Linked DNA regions of Mus musculus: region 2 is linked to region 1. A link is a loop called in an ENCODE intact Hi-C map of the cell type or tissue named here. Cell type or tissue: gastrocnemius. All regions are shown on one strand. Links, peaks and the distances in the headings refer to the core of each region. The heading gives the core; the rest is flanking DNA.

Region 1 (10,083 bases), core at 843-8,842:
TTAAATCAAAACATAATCTGTGCCTTTAATTTCTGAGTTCAAGACCAGCTGGTCTATATAGTGAGATCCAGGTCTAACAAAGCTACATAGTAAGACCTTGTCTTGAAACAAGGAAACAAACAAACACACAGATAAATATTCATAAACTAAACTTGTTCAAAAATAAAAACAGCTGGATGTGATGGTGCTCACTTGTGTAACAGCTGGATGTGATGGTGCTCACTTGTGTACAGCTGGATGTGATGGAGCTCACTTGTGTACAGCTGGATGTGATGGTGCTCACTTGTGTAACAGCTGGATGTGATGGTGCTCACTTGTGTAACAGCTGGATGTGATGGTGCTCACTTGTGTAACAGATGGATGTGATGGAGCTCACTTGTGTACAGCTGGATGTGATGGAGCTCACTTGTGTAACAGCTGGATGTGATGGAGCTCACTTGTGTACAGCTGGATGTGATGGAGCTCACCACTTGTGTACAGCTGGATGTGATGGAGCTCACTTGTGTAACAGCTGGATGTGATGGAGCTCACTTGTGTAACAGCTGGATGTGATGGAGCTCAGTTGTGTACAGCTGGATGTGATGGTGCTCACTTGTGTAACAGCTGGATGTGATGGTGCTCACTTGTGTAACAGCTGGATGTGATGGTGCTCACTAGTATAACAGATGGATGTGATGGAGCTCACTTGTGTAACAGCTGGATGTGATGGAGCTCACTTGTGTAACAGCTGGATGTGATGGAGCTCACCACTTGTGTACAGCTGGATGTGATGGAGCTCACTTGTGTAACAGCTGGATGTGATGGTGCTCACTTGTGTAACAGCTGGATGTGATGGTGCTCACTAGTGTAACAGATGGATGTGATGGAGCTCACTTGTGTAACAGCTGGATGTGATGGAGCTCACTTGTGTAACAGCTGGATGTGATGGAGCTCACTTGTGTAACAGCTGGATGTGATGGAGCTCACTTGTGTAACAGCTGGATGTGATGGAGCTCACTTGTGTACAGCTGGATGTGATGGAGCTCACTTGTGTAACAGATGGATGTGATGGAGCTCACTTGTGTAACAGATGGATGTGATGGAGCTCACTTGTGTAACAGATGGATGTGATGGTGCTCACTTGTGTACAGCTGGATGTGATGGTGCTCACTTGTGTACAGCTGGATGTGATGGTGCTCACTTGTGTAACAGCTGGATGTGATAGAGCTCACTTGTGTAACAGCTGGATGTGATGGTGCTCATTTGTATAACAGGACTTAGGAGGCAGAGGCAAGCAAGGGTCCGTAAGTCTGGGACCAGCCCAGTCTATACAGTAAATTCCAGCTTTACTGAGGCTATAAGACCCTGTCTCAAAACAAACAAACAAACAAACACAAAACCAAAACCAGACAAACACAAAGGATAAAGAGATGGCTCCGTTAGTAAAACACTTCCTATATAAGGGTGAGAACCTGAGTTTGGACATCAGCACTTCGGGCGAGTGTGGAAGTCTGCCTGTAGTCACAATACTCAGGAGTCAACCACAGGGGATCCCCAGACCAAGCTGGCTGGCTAGCCTAGCCAAATCAGCAAATTCTGGGTTCTAGTGAGAGACCTGCCCTAACATATAAGGTGGAGAGCAACTCAAGAAGCTGTCTTTACCTGACGTCAGCCTTTGGCGTCCACACACATGTGCTCATACATATGAATAAACATGCTTATACAAGCACATCACACAGAGACATACATAAATTAGACATAGGGGATGTAGCCCAATTGGTAGAATACTTGCCTACCATGCATACAGCCCTGGGTTTGATCCTCAGTATCACATAAACAAGGTGTGGTGTTGCACACTTGTAATCCTAATACTCACTCAAGAGGTAGAGGCAGGGGGATTAGAAGTTCAAAGTAATGAGCTGAAGCCATTGCTTGCTCAGTGGTTAAGAGAACTCACTGGCTACTCTGCTATAGACCTTAGGTTGCATTTTCAGCACCCACATGGCAGCTCACAACCATCTGTGACTTCAGTCCCAGGGGATCTAATACTCTCATCTGGATGCCAAGGGCACTACATGAACATGGTACACAGATATACATGCAGGCAAAATACCTGTACATATCAAGTTTATAATTTTTAAAAGGAAATTCAATTTAATCTCTGGTTATAAAGAAGTTTGAAGCCAGCTGTAGTTACAAGGGACCCTGTATTTAAAAAAAAAAAAAAAAAAAAAAAACCCAACAAGAACAATCAAGCTAGGTATGGTGGAGCACGTTTGTAATGTCAGCATTCAAGAGTGCTAAGGCAGGAGGATGTTAGGTTTCATCCACGCTAGGCTGGGATACATGGCAAGACCTTGTTTCAAATACAAACCCACACCAATGTTCATAGCAATTCTAGTAGTAAACTGGAGCGTCCAAGTATCCTTGTTGGGTGGATAAAGTATGCTGCATACACAGAGTGGACTATGACTCAGCAGTAAAAAGGGAACTGCTGACACACAGTAGCCCATGTAAATCCCAAGGGCATCATGGTAAATAATGAAGCAGGTTCAGAAGATTACACACTGTATATGATTCCCTTCATATGAGCTTATTGATAAAACCACGTGAAGGACAGCAGACTAGTGGCTGAAGAGGGAAGGCAGAGGAAGTCTGCTATTTTAGATCCCGTCTGTAGTGGCAGTTACATAAATCCATTGTTAAATTTCACAGCTGTATGTATGTATCAAAAAATTTTTTTTGAATTATACAAATTTTTTTTTTTTAAAGATTTATTTATTTATTTATTATATGTAAAGTACACTGTAGCTGTCTTCAGATGCACCAGAAGAGGGCATCAGATCTCATTACGGGTGGTTGTGAGCCACCATGTGGTTGCTGGGATTTGAACTTCCGACCTTCGGAAGAGCAGTCGGGTGCTCTTACCCACTGAGCCATCTCACCAGCCCACAAATTTTTTTTTTACTAAATTAAATGAAAAAAAAGGTCAGGTTGAGATAATCTTAGCCTTTTAACTCTTGCCTAGTGTCCAAGGCCAGCATCCACGTGATATGGCCCAGTAGCAAGCTCTAAGGTGAATGTCTGAATATGAAAGTGGAACTCAATTCAAAAATGCTTTTTCTCTCAAGAGTTTGTGGAAAGGCCAAGCTGGCATGCATGGAAAGTCTAAATTCCTCTCTTTCTTGGGCTTTTTAAATCACGTATAAGAAAAGATTCAGAGTTGGAAACTTCCTTTTGAAATCTTCAGTTGAAGCTGCCCTTGAAGAAACAAATTATAGCTGGGTGTAGTGATATACACCTTTAATCCAAGCACTTGGCAGGCAGAGGCAGGTAGATCTCTGTGAGTTTGAGGCCATCCTAGTCTACATGATGAGTTCCAGGACAGACAGAGATAGAGAAAGAGACCCTGTCTGGAAAAACAAACAAACAAACAAAACAAAACAAAACATAAGCAAGCAGATTACAAAGTCAGCACTTAAAAGGCAGAGGCAGCTGAGTCTCTGTGAGTTCCAGGCCAGCCTTATCTACAGAGTTCCGTTGCAGGCGGCCAAGGCTACACATACACAGTAAGATTCTGTTGAAAGGAGAGGGATGAGAGGAGAAAGGGAGGGAAGGAGAGAGAGAAAACGTAAGATTATACTTGTATTGGTTTCAATTGGGCTGAACACAGAGTACTGAGTCCTCTAGCTTCAGACATTCAGACCTTCAGTTTCCTGCTTTAGCTGCTAGCATATGAGGATTAAAAATCCTATGGCTTAGTTAAAACAAAAGTATCCAAAAAATAGAACTGGGCCAAGAATTAATCCAGCACTCAAGAGGCACAGCAGGAGGAACTGTGTGTTGAAGGCTAGCCTAGTCTACATAGCAAGTTCCAGGGCAGCCAGAGCTATATAGTCTCAAAAAACCGGGACAAAACAAAATAATAATAATAAAAAATTTACAGGGCATAATGTAGCCCCATGTTTGACACACAGGGTACCAAATTTACCTGGCTCAGAGCCTTTGGCAATATTAACTTTACTAAGGAACATACTGACTCAATTGCTGGAGGATAAAAGGTAGAGAGGTAGAATCAACTGTAAGGAAAGACTTTTTACCTGCACATAGCCTCCTGCCCCTCATTAAATAGTATTTGCTACATAAAAACATTTTTTAATCTGCTTTAAATAATCAGGCTACTATGTATACACACTTAGCGTCCTGGACTCATAAAAGTCTCTAATCCAGCATACATATGATTCGTCCTGAGTTCTCCTGGCAAAGTCTCAGCCTCTCAGGGGGTTGGCATCAAATGCAGAAGCTGGAGTAGGGTTTCAAACACCTGTTTCAGTTTTTTAAGTGTCCAGTTCAGGCCACTGTGCTCTGGCAACAGGGACCCTGGTGATGTGGCTGCTTCTCTCCTGCCAAGTCCTCAAATTAAAGAGCCCAGTCCCTCCGGGAAGAAAAAGAAGAGCTTGGGGGTGGGAGGAGCCATGAAGAATTGTTTCTTTTTTGAACTAAACAGATGCTCCTTATGAGGCGATGATTCTACTCTTACCTGTTTATCCAAGAGAAACTAAAACAGCTAACAAAGAGAAATATTTATAGTGGTCATAATCCTAAACTGGAAACAATGGAAAAGTCTTTCAGTAAGAGATTAGATATACTTTCTTTTGATATATCTAGCCATATAATTATTAAATACTGTCTAGGGGCAAAAAAGCAAAAGAAATACTGATCTAGTAACAGATCTAAAGTCCAAAACTATGCTAAACTTGAAGAAATGAAATACAAGCCACCCATGAATTCCATCTGCATGAAATCTCAAAACAAAACTAATCTATTGTGACAGGACATAAATCGTTTTAATATAGGGTGTACAGTGTGACTCAAAGAGGGCATGAGGGAACCTTGGGGAGTGATGAACATGTTCTGTGTCTTCTTTCTGATACCATTTTTGAGTCAAAGTCTCTTTATGTTGCCAAGATTAGCCAGGAATTTACTATTAGCCTAAGCTCATCTCAAACTTGGAATCCTGCCACTTCAGTCTCCAAGTGTTGGAATTCCAAGCCAGGTCTGCATCATCATGTCCAGCTGTAACTTTTCTTAAAATTTTAACTTCTGTTTAGTAGTTATATGGTTTATACGATACCAAAACTTATTAACTGAATGTTGAAATTTTGTAGATTTCATTGTATGTTAATTACACCTAAAAAAAAAACAAAAAGAGAATGGTATGTGTTTGTGTGTATGTGTGTGTGTGTGTGGGTTGTTGGTAGAGAACTTGTCTAACACAAGTTAGATTTTGGTTTGCCCTTCCCCTAACAACAACAAATTCGTTAACTAATTAATTCATTAATAAGTATCAGGAGCATTGGGGTGAGTCTCCCTAGTTGGAATAAGAATAAAGACAGAAGAGAGACAAATTTGCCTCCCAACCCACCATCCTGGTAGCATAGGTTCAATAGCTGCCCCTTTAACATTTTGGGGAAAATAAGTGATTTTCTTTCTTTTTAAAATTAATTTTGGGGCTGGTGAGATGGCTCAGCGGTTAAAAGTGCCGACTGCTCTTCCAAAGGTCCTGAGTTCAAATTCCAGCAACCACATAGTGGCTCACAACCATCCATAACGAAATCTGATGCCCTCTTCTGGAATGTCTGAAGACAGCTACAGTGTACTTATATATAATAAATAAATAAATAAATGTTAAAAAATTTTTAATTCTTTTTAATTGTATGTATTATGAACACAGGTACTCATGAAGTCCAGAAGAAAGCTTTGAATCCCTTGGACTCTTAACTTATCGTTTGTTGTTTGAGACAATCTAAAGTAGCTCAGGAGGCCTCCAGCTGCCTAAGGCCTAGCATGAGCCCAAGCTGTGAGCCTTCAGTCTCTGCCTCTAGAGTGTCTGGGATTACAGGCCTGTGTGCCTGTACCACCTGACGATAGGCTCAGTGGGTAAGGGTACTTGCCAAGACTAATGACCTCAGTACTACCCCTGGAACATACTTGTAAGGGTGAATCAACCCTAGCAAGCTTCCCTCTCACCTTAGCATGCATGCCTAAGACCTATACACATAATAAGCGAATGTAGTTAGAATATCTTTAAAAAAAGAAAACCCCTAACTTACACTGATGAGTATGTCAAGCTCTGGCCTGCACTGATGTGACCTGGTTTCCCTGTAAAATGTAGTAAGTAGCCAAGTGAGATGTACACCTATACTTTCAGCATTTGGGAGGCTGAGGAAGGCTGAAAGTTCAACATCAGCCTGGGAAACACAGCAAGACTATCTGACAAAAATTCCAGAAGGTAGATTGTAGATGAAACAAACATGTATCAAGTATGCACTATGTGCAAAGTATATACTATGGTAGGCATTTTATACATTATCTCATTTAACTCTCAAAAGAACTATAGAAGGCATGCTTGCTAGAGATTGGATTTGAACCTACGTCTACCTGACTTCAAAGTCTATACCCTTCTCTACAGCCATCTGGCAGCAAATGAGCTGGAGCTCCAGAGCTCAAAGAGAGGCCTTGTGGAATCTTAGCATTTTTTTTTTCTTCTTATATTTAACTCATTTTATGTTTTTAGGTAACTCTTGGCATTAAACAAAAGAAAGGGTTAAACCTACAGTTAGGAAGAGGAAATTCCCTGGAAAATTGAAACACATGCTGTGGCTCTGACTCAATTTCACACCATTTGGTTGAGCAACATCCATAGTGCGTGTGAGAAAAACTCCTCCCTCCCAGCCTCCCACCCCATGCTTTCCGCATCCCCTCACCTGCTGCCTTCCTTCAGAATAAGTGAGGGACAGGAAGGGAGGAAGACTATACATCTGCACTTGGTGCACACTTAAGCTGAAGGTTAGCAAGCTCAGGGGAGGAAAAAGTACGATGTGTTAAAAGAAAAAGTATGTACTCTCTCATTTCTACGTAGACCAGCATAGGATGGAAGTCTTACGATGATCTGTAATGAAGGAAGGGGAGAGACTTCTGTTGGGGAGGTGAGGGGGAGGCTGTCTTCCTGGAGAGTAGGCAGATCTCACAACAAAGCCCATCTACACCTGTTTCCTTGCCTGCTATTTTATACTCAAATGAACTCTGTATTTCTGTCCATGGGAGTTATGCTTCACCCAGGACAGCAATGGGAAAATGATACACTAAAAAGTCTTCCTTTGCTGCCTTTTTCAAACAGATTTTTGCTCATAACAATAAATATAGCTATTTGGTAGTAGCAGTTGACCAGATGACAGAGTCTTACAGGAATCTAGACTATGGTAGGATCTACACAGATACCAGGAAAAATAAAAGGAAGAAGGAAAGGGCAAATTAGCAAATGCTATTTTGGGAGTTTCCAAAGCCTAATCTATATTATGCTACCTGATAGGAAGCAGACCTTGGATCTGGAATTGACAGGATTTAGCATTTCATGCCTATGTACTAAAAATGCCTTGAAGCTTTTGTTTCCCCAGTCTGGAGATATGAATTGTCATGTACAAAGTTGACCCTGCTGGAAAAAGACACCATAAGGGAAAAAGCTCCAAAGACTGAACTATTATGAGCATATAATAAAACAACTACAGGAATACAGGAGAAGGTAGCCAGTAGTAGTAAAGCAAGAAGAAATTTAGCTGGATGCAATCATCTCAAAGTAAACAAAGAAAATAAAATTATAATGGAGAAAATGTTATTTGTATTGGCCACCAAAATTACACACACACACACACACACACACACACACACACACCACAGGGATTGGGGGGATGGCTCAGCAGTTACAAGTGCTTCCTGCTCTTCCAAAGGACCTGACTTTGATTCCCAGCCCCCACATCAGATAGCTCACAACAGCCTGTCACTCCAATTTCATGAGATCTGATGCCCTCTGCCGACTCTGTGCCTGCACTCATACATACAAGCATAGGCATATATTTGAAAAAGCTTAATTAGAAATAGACATAAATGGGGAAGAACTGCCACCTTGATTGTTTTGTTTTGTTTTGTTTTTGAGACAGTCTTTCACTGGGCCCTGAGCTCACAGTTTTATTAAAACTGTTGCCCAGGCTGGATCTCCACTCACGTGACTCTCTTGTCTCAATCTTACAACTATCTGGTGAAGGCTGTGCCTCCATATGTGGCTAATTAAAGTTTGGCATTTTGCTTGGTGCTTGTGCCCTAACCCTGAGCTCCATCCCCAGTCTCACAGTTTTAAAACTGGCTCACTCATAACCTAACTGATGGTTCTGTTTCTAATACTTTTTGAATACTCACTAGCAATGTGATAAAAATGTAAAAGAAAGAGATAAAATTACTACATATAAGCTGTCTATGTCTTTAGTCAAAAGCTAAAGAACTGAAAAACAAACAAAAATCCAGAGGGAAGGAAAAGAGGCTTGAATTTAATTTTAGGAGTATAACCTAAACACACAAGTTGGTTACAGTGATGCACACTTGTAATCCCAGCACTTGGGAGAGGGCACCAAGACTAGAAGCTCAAGTCTAATCTAGGCTGAATGACAATCTCACCACCAAACTGAACTATATGAGATCTTGCCTCAAGAAAAATAAATAAAACCACAGAAACAAGGGACTTTGTCTTTGAATGAATTAGATAAAAGGAATGAAGAAAAGGAGGCTAGCGCTACCTTCTAGTAAAAGAGGACATATTATTGTTACCATAATGTGCCATCACCCCTATTGTAAATTAGTCCATGGTACAAAGGTTTATAATGGTGTGAATGAGAAGCACAGTTTCATCTGTTGACTGCTTGCTCCTGAGGACAGTGCTTCTTTGACAAGCTCAGGAGGTGAGACATAGCTGGAGGAAGCAGTGAGGCTTTGAATTTATCTAATTCTCAGTCTCTTAGCCCTTCTCTGCTTCCTATCAGCTATTAGGTGAATAGTTTTCCGCCTCCATGTCTCCCCACTACTGTAAGGTTTCACCTAACTAAGGACTCAAAGACAAGGGCTAGAAATCTTTACAATAAAAATAAATCCTTTTTCCCCTCTATAATCTTCTCCTTAAAAAAAAAAAAGATTTATTTATTTATTTTATATATGAGTACACTGTCGCTGTCTTCAGACACCAGAAGAAGGCATTGGCTCCCATTACAGATGGTTGTGAGCCACCGTGTGGTTGCTGGGAATTGAACTCAGGACCTCTAGAAGAGCAGTCAGTGCTCTTAACCACTGAACCATCTCTCCAGCCCCCTGTGATCTTCTCTTAGGTATCTTGGTCAAGCTATGAAAAAGTCAGTAACATACCAGGTCTTGTTTCCATGGTAATAAAACTGATGGCCTCAGAATCTAAGCCTGGCTTTCCTACAGCTCATGTTCTCAGTTTCAATGAAGGGACCAGCCTTGACATCTTATTTCCAGAACTAATCTCTTTTTTCTTGTATTTCCATACAGTGCTCTTGCTTTAGTCTAAAATGCTACAGTATAGTCTAATGTATACCTAATTGATGTTTATAAGCTCCTGGAGGACAGAGAGGGACAAGGAGCACTCTGCTTTTGTTAGCTCAGTGTGGAACAGAGTGAGAAGCATTCAACAGCTTCTGAATTAGCGGAAAGGAAGCACGGACGCCCTGAAGAATCTATACCCTGGTCCCATTCATGTATAGACACCTGGTTATTCCCAGGCTAAACTGGTAAAAAGCAATGTTTACAAGGAATAGGGCAGCACCGAAACAGAAGGTCCCCACATATGTGACCAGTGGCTGTTGGCCAGAAATGAGAGTTTGAAGAAGTAACATCTCTGAGAGCTGCCTGCCAATGGCTATGGAAATCAGCCTAAACTTTGAGGTGGCTGTATACTGAGAGGAGGCCATTTTGTGCTCTTTGGGGAAAATGTTAATGAGAGGTTTCACAAATGTCAGACTTGCCTGATTAAACGAAGCCAGCTAGGTAGATGTTTTCCATATTAATGCCATCTCTGCTGAAAGAGCAAAGAGGGGGAAGAAAAGGAGGTTTGAGAAAGAAAAATGATAAACCTCAATTATTTACAAAAGAAATTATGATTCTGCTAGCTTGGCCAAGGATATCAGAGAGAATTGTTATCATAAAGTAGGACTGGTTGTTCTACTTTCTTGCTCCTTTCAAGAAGAAAAAAAAATGTAAGCT
Region 2 (10,083 bases), core at 1,363-9,362, 77 kb after region 1:
ATCTTTCAGGATTAATGGGGCGCTTCAGTTGTGCTAGGACGCAGTCACCCCGAAGTGACAGATGTACAGAATCTGAAAAGATTCACTCTCTAAACCCTGAAACCATCCTTAATTTTGCTTTCAGATGTTGAGGACTTTAGGGTGCAGAAGGGTCTGAAAAAGAAGAGCTGCAGGCCAGATTATGCCTAGGGAAAACAAACAAACAAACAAACAAAAACAAAAACAGATTCTAGCATCCACCGAGTCACAGGTGGAGCTGAAACACCCCTCGGGGACAAGGGTCTGACCTTTGGCCCCTGCACACCTCCCAACTCCCTCTCACATCAGTCCTCTGGGTTTACTTCTTCCCACTAAGCCCATCGCCCAGGCCGCTTCGCCCAACCGAAGGACCCTTCCTCCTTATTCTTGATGGCAACGTCAGGAGGCCCTCACGACGCTGGAACTCTAAGAAGAGACTTCGCTGACCTGTCAGCGGATCCAAAATGGCGGGGCCTAGTCCCAGAACCGGCGGCAGCCGCAGCTCATGTCCAGCCTGGCCCCGGAGGCGTCTCCCGGCCGCTCTCCCGGCGCCGGCGGCGAGTGAGAGAAGGGAAGGATCCTGTCTTCTGGAAGGCAACCCTAACTTCAGGGTGAGACCTCACTGCAGGCTGGAGTAAGTGGGCCGGGACGCTCGGTGGTGCCGGCTACCTTCCCTGTCAGCTCACTGACGTGGTAACTAGCCTCAGTCTAGCCCGCTGCCTGGTAACTGCGAGAGTCCTGCCGCGCTCAGCCAATCAGAGCGTGGCACTCTGAAAAGTGGCATTCCGACTATCCAATCGAAGAAAGAAATTAGCTCTGGGAGGCGTGCAATGCCCAAAGAGACCAGATTACAAGGGAAAGAAGAGTAGGTAGGGGACAGCCAACGGATACGAGGATTCTCTGACTGACAGTTACAGAAGCCAATAAACAATGAAAAATTGTGCTGGGCGGTTGAAGAGGTGGGGTCAGATAGGGTTCGGTTGCAGTGCGCTGTTTAGCAGTGGCTGCTGGGCATCCTGGGCAGGAAGGCTATGATTTGCTGGAAAGGGGGCGGGGTCCGTTTTGAGAGCTTGAGCGGGCGACCCTACTCCCCCAACTTCATCCTACCAAAGTCACCTGGGCTTTACTACTTTAGGGATCGCTCTCTTTCCAGGCAGGTCTGGGGTTGAAACGCGTTCCTAAATCCGGCCCGTGCAATCTTGCCTACGCCCTCCTGTCTTCTGTGCCCCACTTGGGTATATGTGCCTGTCTCATCCTAACTCTGATTTTTGCATTTTCTACTCCATTCCTACCATCCAGAAATAGAGAAAATGGTAGCAGAAATCTTGGATACCTAATTAGAGTATCCTCATTTTCCAGACGTGGAAAGAGTTCTACCGAGGAAAGCTGGATCCATGCATAGCAGAGAAAAACATACACCTACCCCAGCCAATTCGGTGCGGAGAGTAAGGGGCATGGGGGTACTTAATACTTCTTTTTAAAAAGAAAGAATTTGTCTATTTTAAGATAATGCTCTTAGCCACTAAACCATCTCTCCAGCCTCCCTCAATACTTGGTATACCTTACTCCATAGGGCTATATGACTCTCAGTTCAGCCCTTCCTATTAAGCCTTGGACAAATCTTAATGAACGATTGGTGGAGGTGTATGAGGATCAAGTCTGAGGGCCTAATCTCACACCATTAGTCCACATCGTTAACAAAAAGAAGAAGAAGAAGAAGAAGAAGAAGAAGAAGAAGAAGAAGAAGAAGAAGAAGAAGAAGAAGAAGAAGAAGAAGAAGAAGAGGAAGAAGAGGAAGAAGAGGAAGAAGAAGAAGAAGAAGAAGAAGAAGAAGAAGAAGAAGAAGAAGAAGAAGAAGAAGAAGAAGAAGAAGAAGAAGAAGAAGATGATGATGATGATGATGATGATTTCCCATTTTCCTTCGAAATGCGGACAGGTGAGACTGGAAAGGAAGCTTAGCAGTTAAGTGTGCTTGCTGCTCTTCCAGAAGACCTGAGTTCAGTTCCCAGGATGTACATAGCACTATCTACTGTAACTCCAGCTCCAGAGGGATCCAACACTTTGGGCACATACTCACACAGAGACACGCGCGCTCTCGTGTGTGTGTGTGTGTGTGTGTGTGTGTGTGTGTGAGAGAGAGAGAGAGAGGGGGGGGGAGAGAGAGAGAGAGAGAGAGAGATCTTTCTGTAACCCTGGCTACTGACTGTCCTTGAAGCCCAGGCTGGCTTCAACCTCACAGAGATCTACCTGCCACTGCCTCCCAAATGCTGCACCACTATGCCAGGCACAGACACATACATTTCAAATAATAAAAAATAAATCTTTTGTTTGTTTGTTTTTCAAAACAGAGTTTCTCTGGGTAACAGCCCTGGCTGCCTGGCTGCCCTGGAATTCACTTTGTAGACCAGGCTGGCCTCGAACTCAGGTCTGTCTGCCTGCCTCTGCCTCTCAAGTGCTGGGATTAAAGTCATATGCTACCATGTCCAGCAAAGCAAACCTTTTCTAAGGCCATTGGAATGTGGCCTTGAAACAGGCACCCAAGGCATCCATAGGTTATGATCCTCTAATTTAAAAAACCATCAGAGCCAAATCCAATATGAAGAATCCCCCAACAACTCCCTGTGTCTATGCATTGGTCTTGGTCTCTAGGTCCAGCTAGGAACCTAAAGGAAGTCAGATGAAGATGATACGATCACCAAGGTATTTCATTCTATGATACCTCTGAGCCATTTTTCTCTTCGTTTGGTCTTTAGGGCTTCTCTCAGGTTGGAGAGCAAATAGGAAAACCCTGTAAGTAAACTAAAACTCCCTACTCTCCCCTCCCTATCTAGGTATGCCTCCAGACATTAGACATCTTAGAAGTATGTGATTATCAATTAAAGATGGAGAGAGAGACAGAGAGAAAGCAATCCCCAGCCCCTCACAGGTGCTACACATCATTTAACAGATAAAACAGGTTTTTTTTTTATTTATTTCAGTGCAACATTTATTGAGTTTCTTTTTCCTTCTCTCTCCAGCCCCTTTCGCTCCAGCCCAGAGATTTATTTATTTATTATATGTAAGTACACTGTAGCTGTCTTCAGACACACCAGAATCAGAGGGCATCAGATCCCATTACAGATGGTTGTGACCCACCATGTGGTTGCTGGGATTTGAACTCAGGACCTCTGGAAGAGCAGTCAGTGCGCTTAACCGCTGAGCCATCTCTCCAGCCCCCCATTTATTGAGTTTCTATATGCCTGTGAATAGAAAAAGAGGAAAGAAATGCTTCTTGTTCTCCTAAATTTTATTTTATACAAGTCAACACATCAGTTGATTCCTTCAATATGGAGGATGGAGTGATATCAAATCTATACATAAGGGGTCATGAGAGCAAGAAGCTACACCTTTGGCCAGCCTGGAAGTTCAGGCAAGGCTTCTCAGATAAAACAGAACCTAAGTGGAACTCAGAAATTAGGATCAGCAATATAACGACTGTTTTTGTTGTTGTTGTTGTTGTTTTTTGTTGTTGTTGTTGTTTTTTTTGTTTTTTGTTTTTGGTCAGGAAAAATTAGAGGTCGTTCAGGATGAACAAAACTGAAGATGAAGACAAATCAGGGCACTCAGTACAATGCACAGAGGTAGGATAATAGTTGAACGTTTAGGGCCAGCCAAAACCAGAGAGCTACAGAGCAAGACTCTATTGAAGGGGGGATTGGAAGTTCAGGTCCTGAAGATCAAATATGCCACATTAGGAAACTTTGACTTTCTCCTGAAGGCAGTAAAGAGAACTATCGTGCTTTAAAAATTGATACGTATGCTTAGATTCATCTTTGGAGCATACTGCACGGGGCTTAAGGACTCTCAGGGGCACTAAGTAACCCGCCTGTCATACTCCTTGGACACCTGTCCTGTCCCTTGCAAACACTTAATCCAAAAACGCCAACGCTACCCTTACCCACAGGACCAAATCTGTTGTCGTGGGAAACACGACACGGCTGAGGCCAGGAAAGCACAGCCCAGGCAAATTGATAACTGCAGCGTGAGAGGCCGAGTGCTCACACCTTTGAAGCACACAAGGCCAGACAGCCACTGGAAGCCAGGGAGGCATCGTTGTTACTTGTCCAAGGTCAGTGAGTGAGGGAAGATGCTGCTGTATACCACTTTGATTTCTCTCGTTCCAAATCCTGCTTTCTCCAAGTTATCTTCTTTAGGGGAGAAAAAAAAAAATAGAGATAGCTAAGGAGAGAAAGATAGGATGGAAAGGAGGGGTGGTCTTTAAAAAAGAAAGCCTTTCGAAGTGATAGAGTAGGGAGCAAAGCGGTGGTCAGAAGAAAAAAGGAAGGCGCACGAGGACTGGAATAGAGACAAAAGAGTGGAAAGACAGACAGCGACAAGTGGAGAAAATCGGCGAAACGAGCGGCAGCAAAGTGTGGGAGCTGAGACCCGACAGCCGGGTTCTCTGTCCCGCCTGACGGTCCTGCAGCCGTCTCCCCCGGCACTGCTTCTCGTGACTCCGGGGAGAGCCCAAGGCCTCAATTAGCCACAGTTCGGGCTGGACTCAGGGGCGACACGGACCACCGTACTTTTGCTAGCTTTGCCGAACCCGAGAGTCCCAGCTGGAGCGCAGTCCGGGCCACGTGGGGAGGGGGCGTTGCTCAGTGGATGGCAAACGCTTCTGATTGGCCATAGGGGCGGAGTTCTTGGCTGCCGGGTGGCAGGACCCCTCCCACTAAGGTGGGGCCTAAAGGTTCACAGCTGGAAAGGGAGGAGCAAGGGCGGCGCATCTGGAAAGGGGCGGGCCTGGGGCGCGCGGCATGCTGCGGCGGGCTGGGGGCGCCCTGGGTTGCCATAAAGTGAATGGGCGCCGGCGGGGGGTGGCACTGCACTGTGAGACTCACTCTCTCCTCCGCTAGCCTGGGAGAGCCCAGCGGAGCGGCCGCCCCAGAGCAGGGGGGCGGCCCCCACCCCGCAGGGTGCCTGGCCCCTGGCCCCTGCCTGCGCTCCAGAACGCCGCCGCCACAGCCACCACCCGGAGTCTGCCTGCTGCGGGACGCACTGTGAGTACTTGACCATGCAGGGAATAGGGGCTCAGGGGACCGAGGGACCAAGGCTGGTCCTGGGACTCCTAAAAGGAAACCTGGGGCGGTTGAACTCTGGTGTTTGGGGAATCGGTCAAAAGGGAAAAGGCGTATAGTAGCCCCGGGGCTGGGACATGGGAGAAGGGAAACTCTGAGGAAGGACGTGGGGGACTGAGAAGAGATTTAGGGGACTCAGAGAGAAGCCGAAGAACTGCACGAACCACAGAGTGGGTAGTCTGGAAACCTTTACCAGAGAGCACCTTGAAATCTAGGGGCAAGCGGCAAGGGCCAGAAGGTGATAAGGGTAGCCAACTGAGGAGAGGGCAGCGGTCGCTCAGCCTAAGGGCAACAGGCGGCTCGCAGCGCCACTTGGCCCAGGCTTAGACAGACTCCAGCGTCTGGAAGTAGGGGTGCGCGTAGTAGCTCATGCTTTCCTTCCCAGCTGCTCCGCAGTTGGAATTGGAGCCCTGTTGCGAGAGTCGCTACTGGGTCAGATGGCCGCTGCGAGCTACAGGGCCCAAGCTGCCAGCACAACGCGACACGACTGGCAGGTCTGTCGTGGGCCGTTTGGATCTGGAAGGGTCCAGATCTGGAGCCTCCTCGGAATCGGACAGAATGTCAGCGGCACGTGGGGTTTGGAACGGATAGAACGCTTGGGGCGGCAAAGTGGGTCTCTCTGGGGAGCAGACGATGTGTCCAGCAGTGGTGAACGGAATGTCCCTGGCCGACTGGCATGTCCACCTATCCGGCAGCGCCTGCCCAGCTGCGTTATGTGCCATGGGGTCGGCTCGGTGGGTCCCCTGAAATCCCAGCTCCCAGTTTTCAAACTTGATTTTGCCTCTCCTGCCCGTTTGGGCCTGAAAGGAGCTGGGAGAGTAAAGGGTGCAGCACGGCCTTGGGGCAGGGTTCCTCTGCAAGACAACCCCCGCTCCAGCTCAAAGAGATCAGGGCATCAGTAGACTTCCCCAATCCAAACTGAGGAAAGACTAAGCCCTACAAAGGGAAGACTAAGCTACAGGGTGCAGCAGCCGCAGGCCACTCACAAGCCTCCGAGGGGCTCAGTCCCCTCACAAACTCGAAGTCAACTGTTAGGCCTTCTTTCTTTCTTTCTAACCCTAATTCCAGTACAACTGACCGGATACCCTCAAATTCCTAGTCTGGTTGTTAGCCCACTCAAGGCTCCTTGACCAACTAAGAACCTTCCAGACAAGAAAATTTTAACCCTTTCACAAAGCAAAGCCTATGGTCTTGAGAAAGGGGCCGCTGAAATTCCGACTCTGTGGTCCCACGGGGTGCCTTTACTAGCCTCTCAGCCTGGCCAGGAAGAATGTCTCAGTTTGCTTTCTTTCTGGCTGAGGCTGATTCCTTTGGACCAATACAATGACCACACTCCCTGACCACCAACTCTAGCTAGAGCCCAGTTAGGCAGAAGAGGACAGAGCAAAGGGAACTCTGAATCTATTCTCGCAAACATGACAACTCAGCCAGGGGGTGAGTTTTCAGGAGGACTAACGCAAGGCACTGTTTAACAATGAGTTATCTTTTAAAGAAAGAAAGAAAGAAAGAAAGAAAGAAAGAAAGAAAGAAAGAAAGAGAGAGAGAGAGAGAGAGAGAGAGAGAGAGAGAGAAAGGAAGAAAGAAAGGGAGTGGGAGAGGAGGAGGCTACTTTTCTCATTCTCCACCCAAGAGTAAAATATAATTCTTATTTCTTACACGCCTACTTCCATTCCTCAGTCCTAAAGTTTTCTTAGGTACTGGCTAAGACCTTGTTCCTCATCTTTTATTTGTCCCTTGCTCTCCTTGATAAATAGAAAACCATGCCTCAACTGCTCCCATCTCATTATCATACAGGTCTCAGGGTTTTATGCTCCCGTTGCTTTGGGAAAAAAAAGAAAAAAAAATCACTGAAACTATCCAGGAAATGAAAGACTCCATGTTAGAGAAGAAAGAAAGAAGGCATTACAGCTGGTTCTTTGAAAACTCAAAGTTCTGCTTTCACCAAAGAGATGATAGATAGATAGATAGATAGATAGATAGATAGATAGATAGATAGATAGATAGATAACATCATAACAAAGATAACTAAAAAGAAAATCCGCCATTCTTGCATGAAACCATGTAGCCGAGTGTGTAACTGACCAGCAGCTCTTAGGGAAGATGTTACAGGCCTAGAGAAGTCAGAGAGTGGAGCTGGGAGTATAGCTTAGTGAGAAAGTATTTGCACAACATATCCAAGGTCCTGGGTTCCAGAGAGAAAAACAGAGACAGAGGCAGAGAGACAGACAGAGACAGAGAGACAGAGGCAGAGAATAGTTGACATGGGGAACCAGGAATGCAGCCAGGGAAGAGTGACAGAAAGTTTAGGTGCAGCAGGATGAAAATCTACAACACAAAAAGACCTACATGAGCAGAAGACTTTACTTGCTGAACTCCTGAAACTGGAGATGGGGTTGGGAGTGGGCGGCTTACAAGCTTAGGAAACTGTGCTTGGGTCCTGTGGACAGCTAACTTCCAGAGCTCCTTTTCAGAGAAGCAATAGAGGCAGTTGAGTAGAACTGGATCTTAAGAGGGCTTCTGGCAATCAGTACGTGTCAGTCACTCATAGCTGCAGTGTGGCGTGGAAGACCAGAAAAATAGCAGAACTCGGTTCAAACCTCTTGGTTCTGTGCAACCTGGGACTATTTCCTGCCTTCTTGGAGATATAAGCAGGGATAGACACCCCTGCCACTCGGGGGCCTGTGGGTTAAATGAAGCATATCAGTCACGTATAGAAGGAAAGCTCTTTGTAAACGGAGGGACACTGGAAGAAGCCTCGTGGCTATTATTCTGCCCAAACTGCAGTCCCCGTGACCATAGCATCTTTCTTTGGAAGGCAAGGGCTTTTGCCTTAGAGTAGTCTGATCATACCCTTGATCCAGCTACAGCCAGACTCTTAAGGAGAGATGGAACATCTTCCCTGGAGTTCCAGTGTCAGCTATCACCCCTATCCCTCTCTGAGAACATGAGGAGTTCCCCACTGTATATTCACCTTTCTACCAAATAGCCTGATCTGAACTCTGCCTGTCCACTGCTCGAGAATGTCAATGAGAGCCTAGGATCTAGGTCTAGGAAGAGAGGGCAGGGTGCAAGGTCTGAGGCTGAACTACAGTGATCAAAGCATGTCGAATCCTTCCTTCCCCATTTTTTGACTGACGCTTGCTAGAGTATGGGAGAGGGGGATGAGAGCTAACCAAAAGGAGGTATTAGAATCTGAGCTTTAGAGGACTTACAGTGTGCACAGTAATTGATAGTGGCCTGTAAGTGTGATGGGGGGCGGGGAGAGGGAGAGAACTATGGTAAGAGACATATGTGATGTACAAGACTCTCCCCATCCTTCCACCTCAAGACCATCTTTAACTTTCTGATTACTTGTAACAGGGCCTCCTTATGTAGCCCAGGCTGGCCTTGAACTGGAAACTTCTGGCCTCAGTGCCTCCTCCCCAATGCTGCCTGGCATGGTTTCGACCTTCTTTACAAATCTGTTCCCCAGCCTGATCCATTCTAGTTACCACTGCAAATAAAGGTCACAAAGATGTCACTTTTGTATGTCATCTGCTTGTATGTCCTCGGGCTTGCAGTAACGCTTCTTGGTGTGGAGCTAGGAAGGCAGTCCAGGAATAGGACGGCAATGGGCTGGCCACGGTCTGTCTTCCTTAAGACTGGGGCCAGGTGTGTATATGGACATGGTGTGCTTTATGAAATAGGATGCAAAATCGATTAGAAGTCTTAAAATTAAGCTGGGGGTGGGGCTAGGGATGTGCCTCAGGTAGCTTAGTGGTAGTAGACTGTTCACCTAGCGTGTGCAAGGGGCCCGACTGTTTGCCTGGCGTGCGCAAGGGGCCTGGTTCCATCCCCAGTACATGGAAATGAACATGCAGGTTACATAAAATCAAGCTAGAGATCTCACAGATTCTTCATATTCGTTGCTGCTGTTTCATCCCTGCCCCTATTTTCATATATGGGTTCCCTATATAGCCCAAGACCAAGCTAGATTTAAACTCTTGATCTTCCCGCCTCAGCCTCCTGAGTGCTGGGATTATAGGCATATGTCACCACACCCTGAATGTAGGAGATGCTTTTAACAGAAAAGCCACGAACAGTCTAGCCTTTACACTAAATCCGAATCAGCAATTACCTCTCATCACGACTCCTCAACTGAAGACCTTCTTTCCTGCTGGACTCTCATGGTCCACAGTAAGCCTCTGATCAAATGAGGCTCTGCAGTGCCCTTTAAATACTCTCAACAGTTGTGGGCTGTTTAGAAGACCCTGACCCTTCTCTTTCTCCTCAACCCCCATATCAATGATGTGCCTGCATCCTCTGAGCCCCCCAACACTTGATACCTCTAATCTCCCACACCTGAGAGTAAGATCTATATGCTCCGTTATTTTCATCCTATATTCCGTTTGCCTCCCTAGACTGTGAGAAAGTTAAAGTTAGTGGATTTCAGTCCCTGGGGATGCCTCTTCGTGAACACATATAATGCCTTATCAAAGAAGGAAGTGAGGGATGGGCACTGAAAAGTATGTATAACTCCTTCTCTGATCCCCAATACACCCCCTTTGATAACATGAATACATCAAATCCTGCCTCCACCTGAGGTGCAGGGGTTTCGTCCCGAAGCTGTGGGCACACATCTGTTCTCTGCTGCACAATCTGTCCTCCGCTGCACACTTGCAGTTCAGCAGACCGGAGTCTGGACACTGTGTACCTCCAGTGAATAGAAGAAGGATGTATCCATCCCAGGGGTTCGCTTCAGCCTCAGGATGTGCGATGGCACTGTACTTGTTCAGGACCTTGGTTTTCACCTGTTCCCAGTTTACTGTTTTGCTAAGCAGAGCCATAGATCACAATCCTGGTCCCGCTTGTCTCCCTCCTCATCCGCTGCCTCCAAGATGAAGATTTCTCCCATTCCTTCCCTGCTCGTTCCTCCTGCTTCAGGCACTGATGTTTCAATTTGTCTTGG

What was found. Hi-C counts contacts between places; a loop is a spot of excess contacts. Peaks named below come from ENCODE experiments on the same cell type or tissue, not always from the same donor. Only the 100,000 strongest peaks of a DNase experiment are listed, where the experiment ranks them.
Region 2: a loop joins it to region 1, with 2.3 times the contacts of the local background. A loop is called at or near these places in 1 of 42 quality-filtered maps.

What each region holds. Positions count from the first base shown.
Region 1 is chr19:46,219,937-46,230,019 of GRCm38, reverse strand. All of the region lies in intron 3 of Gbf1 (golgi-specific brefeldin A-resistance factor 1), which reads right to left. Among named protein-coding and RNA genes, the nearest start is that of Gbf1, 72 kb to the right of the region's middle. In gastrocnemius, for the core only: no CTCF peak of the experiment used is centred there; a DNase peak (open chromatin) is centred at 4,277; H3K4me3 peaks cover 216 bases; H3K27ac peaks cover 3,832 bases.
Region 2 is chr19:46,143,175-46,153,257 of GRCm38, reverse strand. Pitx3 (paired-like homeodomain transcription factor 3) reads left to right here and starts at 4,933. Exons shown (of 4, transcript NM_008852.4): 1 at 4,933-5,057. Gbf1 (golgi-specific brefeldin A-resistance factor 1) reads right to left here and starts at 700. Exons shown (of 40, transcript NM_178930.3): 1 at 466-700. In gastrocnemius, for the core only: no CTCF peak of the experiment used is centred there; DNase peaks (open chromatin) are centred at 4,698, 4,876 and 5,547; H3K4me3 peaks cover 2,597 bases; H3K27ac peaks cover 2,442 bases.